Linked DNA regions of Homo sapiens: region 2 is linked to region 1. A link is an interaction called in ENCODE POLR2A ChIA-PET data of the cell type or tissue named here. Cell type or tissue: A673. All regions are shown on one strand. Links, peaks and the distances in the headings refer to the core of each region. The heading gives the core; the rest is flanking DNA.

What was found. Peaks named below come from ENCODE experiments on the same cell type or tissue, not always from the same donor. Only the 100,000 strongest peaks of a DNase experiment are listed, where the experiment ranks them.
Region 2: POLR2A ChIA-PET joins it to region 1 with 12 read pairs; 2 of 35 experiments call an interaction of 5 or more read pairs at or near these places.

Annotation. Positions count from the first base shown.
Region 1 is chr18:59,401,088-59,403,997 of GRCh38, reverse strand. LOC107985156 (a long non-coding RNA gene) reads left to right here and starts at 648. Exons shown (of 9, transcript XR_001753470.1): 1 at 648-1,610; 2 at 1,885-2,026; 3 at 2,367-2,463. In A673, for the core only: a CTCF peak has its summit at 1,320; a DNase peak (open chromatin) is centred at 1,397.
Region 2 is chr18:59,218,462-59,221,371 of GRCh38, reverse strand. It overlaps GRP (gastrin releasing peptide), which reads right to left and starts at 1,214. Exons shown (of 3, transcript NM_002091.5): 1 at 968-1,214. The coding sequence starts at 1,106. RefSeq lists an enhancer at 1,380-1,994. In A673, for the core only: CTCF peaks have their summits at 1,040 and 1,251; a DNase peak (open chromatin) is centred at 1,341; H3K4me3 peaks cover 1,466 bases; H3K27ac peaks cover 1,562 bases.

The sequences.
Region 1 (2,910 bases), core at 177-2,676:
TAACCTGCACAATGTGCACATGTACCCTAAAACTTAAAGTATAATTAAAAAAAAAAAAAAAAAGAATCTTATATGTGTGTACTATGAGGCATGCACAAAGATGTTCAATGCAGCATTGTTTATAATAGCAAAAAAAAAAAACCCTGGAAACAAAGCAAATGTTCATTAATAGGAAATCAATTGTATAAACTGTAATGTATTCATTCTATAAAATACTTTTTAAAATAATAAAGCTGATCTTTATGTTCTGACATGGAAAGAGCTCTAAATCATATTTTTAAATGGGGTCGTGGGGAGAGAAAGCAATTTGAAGATTTTGTATTATTTATGTAAAGATACTGATAATACAATAACATATATTTTCAAGATAGGAAAGCAAGTATGTAGAAAAAATCTAGACAGATATTACTTCTGGGGAGTGTAGTTGGATAGTGTGGAGGAGGGGAGTGTTGGGAAAGTGGGGGAAATGACTTTATTCTTATCTGTAATTTTTTATTCATATAAGGAAAACGTGAAATTTATTTTTAATTGCAAGCAAAATATGAAAACTTTTTTTACAGAAAAGCCTTTAGATTCATTCTTTTCTGCAACCATTCAATTTCCAGTAGACTCTATTCCAATCATGAGCTTCCTAGGTCCCTTACGAAGTGTCCAGTTTACCAAGATTCTACTTACATACATCTTTTCTCATCTTTATGTGCTATGTAAAGCTAAATAAATCTGCTCATTGGAAAGTGCTAAGAGTGGCAGTAAATCCAAAATTAATATAGGGCAGTGGTCTTTATTTATAGGTGTAATATTATTCTGTCTCTATTTGTCCACCTTCAACTCTACATTTCTGAGGGTCATAAGTTTTGGAACCAGAGAGAACTCTGTTAATTTCGCGACTTTGGAGCCCGGATAAATTACCTAATGTCTGTAAGTTTCAGGTTCTGCATTTCTGAAAATCAGGAAAGCTCCTACTTCAAAGCCTTGGTATACTAGATAAGACATTAAAAGTGAAATTATTTAACATAGTGCCTGATCAGCAACGTTCCTTTCCCCTACTGGAGTTAGGAGGCCTTGCAAAAGTCAAGCATGCCTCATAGCTGCGTGAACTTGTGGAAAGTTAATTCACCTCTCTGAGTCTCAGTCTCCTCAACCGTGGAATAAGAATAATGACATTTTCTTGATACAGGTTCCTCTAAGTCACAAATGTAAAAGACAGCAAGCTCAATATGCAGACCATATGGTCATATCAATCTTTGTTTCCCTTCCTTTCTCCGTCTTCCCCTCTAGCGTCTCCTGCAGTTCCAAGCTGACACGGCAGATGGTGTAGTTGAATCGCCCAGGGAGCCTCAGCACAGCGGCCTCAGTCACCTCTCCACAAGGCAGCTGCCCCAAGCTGCATTCATTGGGACAAACCTACCTTCCTTCTAGAATGTGAGTCAGATGCGGCAGTGGTACTGCAGGCGGCAGCAATGGCAGTGTCACAACACAGACTGAGATTTGGCTTCAACACCGAACCGCTTGGGGGCTCTCATGGATGCAAAGTGTGTCGTTTCCTTGTGGAAGGACAGTGAAGGCAGGTGTTTGCTGCTCTCCTGCAGGCTCTTGGGCATGCTTCAGAGGTACTTCTTTCGGGGCCAAGCTCTTATCAAATTAATATTCTGTCCGTAAGGGAGATTTTGTTAATTACCTCGGTTTAATGAAGTTTTTCTTAGCTTTTGGAAACAGAATGTGTTGGCTCTCCATTTTTTGGTCTGTTTGAGTGAAGGAAAGTTGATGTCCTAGGTTGGATACAAGACTGGAATAGGATATTCAGAGGCAGCTTCTTATAGACGACCACCTTTCCGTAACACCATTAGAATTATATGAGCTTTAATCCTGCACCTAACTTTCCAGGGTTTCCTCCTCCAAGAAGCTGCGTTAGCACTGGACCAACGACAAACAAGTGAAGGGCTTGGGTCAGGATACCTGTGTTACAGCTGCAGAATGTCAAGCACAGGGGCAGTGACTACAGCTTGCCAGGGCAGAGCCCACAGAGGTAATATTCCAAAACAATACATTTCCATGTAATTCCAGCAGCAGAATGGCTGGGGGCTGCAAGTTGCATTTGAACAGCACTTCTCAACCTTATCAGACCTAATGCCCCCCTTTCATAACAAATACTGTGTAACTCTCCCCTCTAGTATCCTACAATGAGATGCGCAGATACTACAACTTGTCTATGCACATATTTAATCCCTCTAATGTCCTTGCAGTAATATAAAGAATAAATGAAAGCAAAGTCATTATACTGAATTAATATGTATTTCCATGTGTGAATATGCAGACACAACTATGTTGGAAGGCATAAATAGTCTGATGCTTATGTCTGTTCACAGCATTATCCTAAATATCATGGCCACAAATCCAAATTAAGTGTTGGTGACTCAGGTACCATGCGCTGCATTGAATGACTCAGTAAAATTCCAACCAAATGTAAGTATAATCTTTCTTTATTTTACATACAATTATTATAGATAAATGCCATAAAAATAAGTTGCATTTATATGCAAAACATAGGTAGGTTCTAGGCTCCCTAATAGTTGTAATAGCCACCCTTCCTACACACACAGACACACACGCTTCCTAAAAAAAACTCTGGAAGCAAATATGGCCGCTCTTGAAAACCATTGGTATGGAGGGCCAGATAGGGCCGCAGGGCATGAAGAGGACCTGTACCTGCCTTCCAGAACTCTTAGGTTCTCCAGGTGATTACCCAAGACCTTTCCAACTGCCAAAATCAAGACCTTATTAGTGTAATTATGTAACCGATGCCAGATTTGATAACCATAAAGTAAAGACCTATCACTAGGGCGACTCTGCCCTAGATTCCTATATGATGATGCAGCTATTGTCTCAGACCTGGGATGGAACAACACTGCA
Region 2 (2,910 bases), core at 149-2,648, 180 kb after region 1:
TGCCTCCCAGCTGAGCGAAAGCAGCGAGTGCGCGCAGGGCGGAATCCTGACCCCACCCGCAGGCGCCCTCCGCACCCGCAGCGCGGCCGTCCTCTCCGCCTGGGTTCTAGGGGCCATGGCGAGGGAGCCTCCAAGCCGGTGCCTAGAGAGCAGGACCTGTTGCAGAGGGAATGGGAAAGGAGCGAGGGGAAAGGGCGAAGTCGTGGGTCAAGAAGGGCGGAGAAAGAGCGGAGCTCAGAGGGGCAGAGAGATCGGGATGAGCTTGGAGAGCAGGCGAGATTCCCCAAGCTCAGAGCCTGCTGGCTGGAAAGAGGGAGGGCAAAAGGGCAGGGAAAAGAATATCGCTGCAAAGCGAAGAGAAGGACTGAGGAAACTCCAGAGAGTCACAGACAGGCGGGATTCAGGGCACTGCGCACTGAACAGATGTGAAACCCGGGGCGGGAGCGCTGCACCCTAGGTCCCCACACCTGTGGCTTTGCGGGGAGCATAGGCGCAGCTTAGATTTCAGCCCATGCCAGTCGCTGTTGAGGCCACCGAGCTGGACCAGGGTTCTGAGATGCTTTCAAGGGACAACGCTCCCCAAGATTATTCTAGGAGAGTACCGTGCCAGACAGGTTGAGACTAGGCGGACAAAAGGAGATGTAGGATGGGCGCAGAGGGAAGGTGATCTGCACCGGGGTTGGCTGTTGGGAGCTCGGGTGCCCTGGGGAAGACAGGCTGGAAGCGAGCGGGAAAGGATCAGCGGACCAGCCTGCGGCTGACTAGGGACTCATGGGCTCCCTAGAATGGGGAAAGGTGGGGTGGAGTTTTAGGAGAACGGGGAAGGTGTTTGCCGATAGAAAGGTCACAACAAACCCAGCTCCCAAAGCTGGGCCAGGGAAACGCAAAGAAATGGGGAGACAGGTCCCCTCCGGCTGGCTGATCCAGAGGAGGACAAGCGCGCGGCTCCCGCGGCCAGGACACTCACCCACCGCCCAGTGGTTGCCGCGCGGGTACATCTTGGTCAGCACGGTCCCTCCGCCCGCAGGCAGCGGGACCGCTCGCCCCCGGGGCGCCAGGCAGAGGACCAGCGCCAGCAGGACCAGCGGGAGCTCACGGCCGCGCATGGTCCCGACGGGAAGCCCTTGGAGCGCGCCGGAGAGGCTGGGAAGAGCAGAGACTGGTGACCCGGACCTCGGAGGAGCTCCGCCGCCGCAGCCGCTGGTGCTACTGCTGCGGCCTCCACTAGGGCCCCTACTTTATATGGAAGCCCGGGCGGGGGGGCTGGGGGGCTCTTCTATCGCGGACCAGAGCGCTCTGACGTCTCCCTATAGCTAACCGGGGCGCTGGGACGCCCGGTCCGGAAAACCATCCATCTCCCCGCCGAGTGATGAAAAGGCTGAGTGTACATTGCCCCCTCTTTTTTCCTCGTAGCCCCGTCCGCCTTCCCCACATCGGATTAATTCCTCCGGTCCTCGACGCCTTCCATCCAACACAATTTAGTGAACTCCTCCCTCTCCAGGCTCGCCGGCGCCTCCAGCCTTAGCTGCCTTGAGAGTCCTGGAGAGGGCGACCCCGCTGCCTGATCTGGGCCGGGAGGGGTGGGGGGTGTAGCTGGAGACGGGTGAGCTCTAAAGATGGATGGGCTTTGCTGGAGGGATTTGGAACCACCATTTGAAGGCCTTCTGATTCTCCAGACCTTTCTCTTCGTAGGCCACATCTTTGCTGTCCCAGCCCATAGATTTTGGAACCTTGCCTCCTTGCAGATCTCTCTCTCTTTTTCTGGACCTTGCCTCTTTCTTGCAGATCTCCTCCCCTCCTCTCCCCTCCTCTCCCCTCCTCTCCCCTCCCTTCCCCTCCTCTCCCCTCCTCTCCCCTCCCTTCCCCTCCTCTCCACTCCCATACCCTCCCCTCCCCTCCACTCCCCTTCTCTCTTCTCCTCCCCTTCCCATCCCTCTCTCTCTCCCCTCCTCCCCAATCTCTCTCTCTCTCTGTCTCTCTCTCCCCCTCTGCTGCCCTCCACCTTAAGGTTAAGGGCAGTATCCTTAACCCACCTGGTATTCCCAGGCAGCTCTGCCCACTTGTATGGCAAGACAGAAGATAGCTGGCCCTTTTCACAAGCATGCAACTTCCATGGAATAGAGAAAGAAACTGCTTTATGCCAGTTTCCCTAGGCTGCCTCTACCTGAAAGCTCAAACTGTCCCTAAACTGCCACATACACACCCCTCTAGAGTTGCTCAACGTTCCTCTGCTCCTTCTGTTCTCAGATCTAAAGAATGGTCACCAGCCCAATCCCCGAGGTTCTAAATACCATGGATACAAAGGGGATCAGCACCATAGCAATGCAACAATAAATAGAAGCTGGTAGGATGCTGTTGCCCACGTTTTGGCTGCCAGAGTTGGCCGTGTGGTTGGAATAGGTGAGGTCTATTCCTCCTCAAATGCTTGTTAATTGCCTCCCTGTTGGGTCTTTAGTGTTCCATGTCAACATGGTGTTGATATTGATATATTGATATTGATAAAGTTGAAAACATACACTTGTGTCTGAGTATCTGCTGATTCAATACATTCTTCTTCTTCTTTTTTTTTTTTTTTTTTTTTTGAGACAGAGTCTTGCTCTGTCACCCAGACTGGAGTGCAATGGCGTAATCTGGGCTCACTGCAACCTCTGCCTTCCCGGCTCAAGTGATTCTCCTGTCTCCGCCTGTGGAGTAGCTGACATCACAGGCATGCACCACCACGTCTGGCTAATTTTGTATTTTTAGTAGAGATGAGTTTTCACCATGTTGGCCAGGCTGGTCTTGAACTTCTGACCTCAAGTGAGCCGTGGCCTCCCAAAGTGCTGGGATTACAGGCATGAGCCACTGTGCTTGGTGTTCAATATATTCTTAAGTGATTACACACTCACATTGCATGACTGAGTACTCTTG